2 separate regions of the Homo sapiens genome follow, and region 2 is linked to region 1. The links are chromatin contacts, found by Hi-C or POLR2A ChIA-PET in ENCODE. All regions are on one chromosome and are shown on one strand. Each heading gives the region's core, a stretch centred on a gene start or an enhancer-like site at or near the end of the contact. The rest is flanking DNA. Distances are from core to core; before and after follow the strand shown. Region 1 holds the start of PLK4 (polo like kinase 4). Region 2 holds the start of SLC25A31 (solute carrier family 25 member 31).

The links. Hi-C counts contacts between places; a loop is a spot of excess contacts on that map. ChIA-PET counts read pairs that join two places held with the same protein, here RNA polymerase II (POLR2A). Pooled maps may share reads with other maps.
Region 2: a pooled map shows a loop between it and region 1 (2.2-fold over the local background). The contact joins the promoter of SLC25A31 here to the promoter of PLK4 in region 1. A Hi-C loop is called at or near these places in 1 of 50 pooled maps. POLR2A ChIA-PET finds 5 or more read pairs at or near these places in 5 of 52 experiments (HCT116, HEK293, WTC11 and 1 more).

The regions. Positions count from the first base shown.
Region 1 is chr4:127,879,529-127,882,342 of GRCh38, reverse strand. PLK4 (polo like kinase 4) reads right to left here and starts at 1,450. Exons shown (of 16, transcript NM_014264.5): 1 at 1,179-1,450; 2 at 417-512. The coding sequence starts at 1,208. RefSeq lists an enhancer at 1,127-1,366.
Region 2 is chr4:127,729,070-127,731,883 of GRCh38, reverse strand. SLC25A31 (solute carrier family 25 member 31) reads right to left here and starts at 1,484. Exons shown (of 6, transcript NM_031291.4): 1 at 1,107-1,484. The coding sequence starts at 1,338. RefSeq lists a silencer at 1,607-1,764.

The sequences.
Region 1 (2,814 bases), core at 201-2,700:
GGCTGACAAATAATTCTTAATTTGCTTATGTTTATGTTACTCCTATTAGGCTGACTTCTAACAATCAAGAATAATATTTTGTATGTTACAGGGAAATACAAAATTATACACAGTGAACTATAAACAAATTATTTGTTAGTTGATTTCTACTCATTACTCCAAGTATGGATAATTACACCACATACGAGGTCTACTGAACATTAATGAAGATAAAACTTACTTAAGCAAGGTCAAGGCTTTCCTAAAATATTTTTAAGTTCAACGGCTGGACTTGGCACTATTGTCTTCTGCCTATGTAAAGTGTTCCTTACACTATAATCAAAGGAAAGGCTAGTAGACAAGGAGTTTCTGACATCTCTGATACCTCTCTAGTTACTTGCAAAGTACAGGAGAGAAGTTGATTAGTTTATTCTTACCATTTTGATTGCAACTTCCAAACCAGTGTGAATGGACTCAGCTCTGTAGACACCAGCAAATGATCCTTTACCAAGCAGATTTCCAACTTTAAAATCCTTAAAAGTTAAAATTAAAGATTATGTGTGATGACTCACAGTAGAAAGGAAGATGGGAAGGGGCTGGAAAAAGAAGATAAAATGGATCGAGTGGGGAATTTGACAAAATTCAAGCGGGTATTACACCTCGATGCAGCAGGTGTCTAGGGTGGAAGGCATGTTGACTCCGTGCGGGGATACCTGCGCTTCCAGGCTGGACTGGAAGCTCAGGGTGATGGTGCACCCTAGTGATCTGGTTCCTCAACCTCAGTGCAGCCTAAGCGCCCTCCTCCCATCTCCAGCCAATCCCCGGGAGCGGAGGGCTCGGTCAGAATCCCGCCGCAGCTCCCGCCGGAGATAACCGCCATCCCCTTGGAGAAGTGGGAGGTAGCCCTGCCCTGCTCTAACGCGGTAGCTCGGGCGGGATTGCTGAAAGAAAGCCGCAGTGCCTCGGGACACTGCCGGGCGGGGAGGGACTCACCTGTCCCGCCTTCCCTACTCTTGTCTCTTGAGGGGCGGGCCGCTCCGCCCCTAAACAGCAGGGGTCTGGGCCGTTGGGACCCTCCCTAAGCACCTCGGTGCCCGCCCCGCAGCCGTTAGCTTCGTTCGCTCCCCTTCCCACAGCGGTCTCGTGTCCTCCCACAATTACTCCCACCCGCCCCGCTGCAGACTGCCGAGTCTTTTCACCTCGATCTTCTCCCCGATGCAGGTCGCCATATTTCCAGGCTCTGGCCTGGGTTCTCCGGATTAGCTTCCTTCACGCAGTCCCTTCGAGGCAGCGCTCCAAGCAGCCAGCCGGCCTTGGCGCCCATCAGGCTCGGCTCTCTAAACCGCCGCTCCAGGCGACGACGCTGAAACCACGGAAAGTTCTCCCTGACACCTTCCGAGGCCTGGGCGGTGCCTCTGGGCTCCCATTTTGAAAATCTCCCGCCGCTTGCCGTCCGAGCTAGGCTGGTGGTGACGTAACGAGATGGATCGCTCCGGATAGGCTGCGCCGGGGCGCGCATGCGCGGCAGACCTTCCTTTGCGGCCGGCCCAGGGTTCTAGACTTCGGGGCCAAGGGCCGGAAGCGCTGCGGAGAGTTTAGTTCGGGCGGGAGGCTGTCTCGGGCCCACTCTCGGAAGAACTTCTGCAAGACGGGTAAAAGAGCAGGCCTTAAAGATGGGACACTTATGGCTGATCGGTTACTTCACGGTCCGAAATACCACTTCTAATTCCGGAAAGGGTTTAAAACTATTTTAAAATGTCAAGCGTTTAAGACTTGACGGAACAGGGCAAAAAACATTACCTTCCTTTAAGGAACACCGTTTACACCACTACCGCTTATTCCGTAGTTTGTTATAACTGTAGTTAATGTGTACGGTACCTTAAGAAAACGAACTCCATTCTTTATTTTGGCAAACTCCTAAGTATTTAATATTATAATGTCATTTGTATAATAATTTACAGTTAGATCTCTCATACACATAATTTGTATGGATCAAAAGAGACCTCTGTAAGTTTGGGATGGTGTTTTGCAGGTGAGAAAAGTGTGATGCTTAAGGAAGGATATTTAACAAACAGAAGTAGCGCACAAACTTAGATCTTCTGTTATTAAGTGAAAGCTCTTTTCCTTGATGTTAGTGTGTATTTCTTTTTCTTTTTCTTTTTTCTTTTGAGATGGAGTCTCGCTCTGTCGCCCAGGCTGGAGTGCAGTGACTCGATCTCGGCTCACTGCAGCCTCCATCTCCTGGGTTCCAGCGATTCTCCTTCCTCAGTCTCCCGGGTAGCTGGGATTTACAGGTACGCGCCACCACGACTGGCTAATTTTTGTATTTTTAGTAGAGACGGGGTTTCACCATGTTGGCCAGGCTGGTCTCGAACTCCTGACCTCAGGTGATCCGCCTGCGTCGGCTTCCCAAAGTGCTAGGAATACAGGCGTGAGCCTCCATGCCCGGCCCATTTTTTTTTTTAAACTTTTTAGTTTCAAATAATTTTAAGCTTACAGAAAAGTTGTAAAAATAATAGAGAACTCCTGTTGTCCTTTACTCAGATTAACCAATTCTTAACATTTTGCCACACTTGTTTTTACTATTCTTCATGTGTAATATACATGTATAAATATATAAATAAGCCTATTATTTGTATTTTATGAATCATTCTAAAATAGGTTACATACACTATGCTCTTATACCCCTTATTTCTAAAGTGTGAATTTCTTAAGAACCAGGGTATCCTCTTGTATGTTTATCAAATTAAGGATATTTAGCATTGATACAATATTTATATTTAATCTAATCTACAGTTCATATTCCGATTTGTCAATTGTTCCAGTAATGTCTTT
Region 2 (2,814 bases), core at 235-2,734, 150 kb after region 1:
ATTGTGTTTGTTATGAATTCTTTTGCATGACTTGATTTTTAAAAGATTGCATTAAAATAGTTTAAAGTTTTTTTTTTTTCCTGTTTTTAGGAGTGGAGGTTTAATAGAAAAAATAAAGAGAAAGGAGAACAGCTCTCTCTCTAGTTGAAAGAGAGGGGCTTCGGAAACGGAAGGACCCTAAAGTTTTGTTTGTTTTTTTGAGACAGGGTCTCACTCCTTCATCCAGGCTGGAGTGCGGTGGCGCGATCTGGGCTCCCTGAAATCCCCGCATCAGGGTCCCGCAAGTAGCTGGGACTGCAGGCGTGCGCCACCACGCCCGGCTAATTTTTGTATATTTAGCATAGACTGGGTTTCGCCATGTTAGTCAGGCTTGTCTAGAACTCCTGAGCTCGAGCTCAAGTGATCCGCCCGCCTCGGCCTTCCAAAGTGCTAGGATTATAGGCGTGAGCCACCGCGCCTGGCCTTAAAATACTTTTTATCTTGATGACTGAGGGTTGGGTTTTTTTTTTTTAGGGCCCCCTTGAATTTTGGGCAGAACGAAGTACCCCCTTGGTCTTCAGTAGAATAAGCAGAACCTCTTTTCACTAATAGGTTTCAGAGTACTGGTAAGCCCTAGTGCTCCCATATTTGTACTTCTCTTAGACATACTATTTCAACAAATATACATATAGATTTTGACTCAAGGTCTCCTCTGTCGCCCATGCTGGAGCATAGTGGGGTGATTATACCAACAAATATTTAAGCAACTTAGAGCACTAGTTATAGCAGAGTGCCTAATGGCATCTCCCTCAATCCTGGGAGGTCAACCACTCTCCTTCTGGACCTGGCACAGGTGCACCAAGGTGTAAATCGCACTGCAGATTTAGAGAAAGAGAAGGCAGTGGTCTCCCCGGTACCAGGACTTGGTCAGGACCAACGCGGCCCTGGAAAAGCAGAGCCTGTTAGGTTCAGAAACTAAATTCTGGAAGGGTAAGAAGCAAATTCATCACCGACAGCTGTAGCTGTGGTTGTGGGGCCCACAATCATGCCCCTCCCAGCCACCCTCTTCTCTGGGAAGCTGACGAGGGCGCCGGGAGAGGCTGTCGGGGCGGCCTGCCTTGACGCACCCTGCTCGCGAGGAATCCGCACCAGGCAGTCCACCATGCCTTTGTACCGCGCCTCGGGGCTGATCTGCTTCGACGACGCCTGCACCTGCAGCAGCAGCTTCACCCGCTCGATGGGCGCCACCGCTGTCTTGGACACAGCTGCCGCGACTCCGCCGGCCAGAAGGTCCTTCCCGAAGGATGAGGCGTCAAACAGCCGCTTTTCTGCCTTCTTTTTCGCAGGCTCACGATGCATGATGGAGAAGGATATAAAAACCGGCAGCAGTGGCTAAAAATGAGTACGGGAGCTACGATGAAGGGAAGCGGAAAACCGGAAAACCGCTGCAGCATCGTACTGGCGAGAAAGTGGCTCTTGGGACGCTGAGAGAGCCGCGCGCCGGCGAGGCGCGTGCGGAAAAGCTGCGCAGGCGCTCCAACGGCCTCCAGCCACGTGACGCCTGACACGTGACACCTGACACGTGACTCCTGACACGTGGCTCCTGGATGCGCGGTGACGCCTGCGCACTTCTACGAGCGGAGCCTGGGCTTTCTGATGAGGGAGGGGTCCGGAGGCGGTGAGCATTGAGCAGGAAAGGCGAGGGGAGGGGCCGAGGAGAGCCAGTTCTGTGTGAAGAAATTTAGTAGCTGAGACTAGGCCAGAGCAGTAAACCAGCGGTGTGAGATTAACAGAATTTAGTTTTAGTTCCTAGTGTTACCCCCTTCACTTTCTTAATCGCTTTAATCCGTTACGTTTTTTTTGACCAGAGATGGTTCCTTTGACCTTTCTTGGCATCTTAAAAAAGACAGTCTTACCTGTTGTGTGATTCAAGTGATGTTCCCCTTAAATTTCACCCTATGTGCCTGTTAATGCTTCAAATTCCCTTGGAAATTGCTTTAATCTGTTCCTTTAATTAAGCAGGGATCCTTTGTCTAGTCACTTTCTGTGTCGTTTTGATGATTGTGCCCCCATAGCATAATACATGTTCCTCTTTTTCATATTGTATTTAAATTGATAATATCCAGAGCAGTGGTTCTCAATCCAGACTGCACATTCAAGGGGATGAGGGGTGTTTTGTTTTGTTTTTCAAATTGATGCTTGGGATTAGGCCCTGCACATTAAATCAGAACGTCTAGAAGTGAGGCCTGGCATCAGTATTTAAATTCTCCAGGTAATTCTAGTGTTTGAAGTAATTCTAATTCTAGGGTTGAGGGCCAATGACCTATCTAGAAGAGTAGTTCACAAACTTTTCGATTGCAGGACCCCTCTTTTTCACTCTGAAAAATTATTGAAGGCCAGGTACCAGTAATCCCAAAACTTTGGGCCAAGTCCAGCCTGGGCAACATAGTGAGACCCCTCCTTTACAAAAAAAAAAATAGCTGGGCGTGGCTGCACAAGCCTGTAGTCCTAAGTATAGCTACTTAGGAGGCTAAGACAGGAGAAATGCTTGAGCCCTGGAGTTGTAGGCTGCAGTGAGTTATTATCTCACCACTGTGCTCCAGCCTGGGCAACAGAGCAGGACCCTGTCTCTTAAAAAAAATTATTGAAGACACAATGAAGCTTCCGTTTTTATTATGTATATTGGCATTTACCACTCAGAAATTAAAACACGATTTAAAAATATTTAATTCATTTAAAATAAAAATAATCCATTACAGGATAGCATAAGTACGACTTTTAAATAAAAAATGTAGTAGAAAAATAGTATTGTTTTATATTTTTGAATCTCTAATG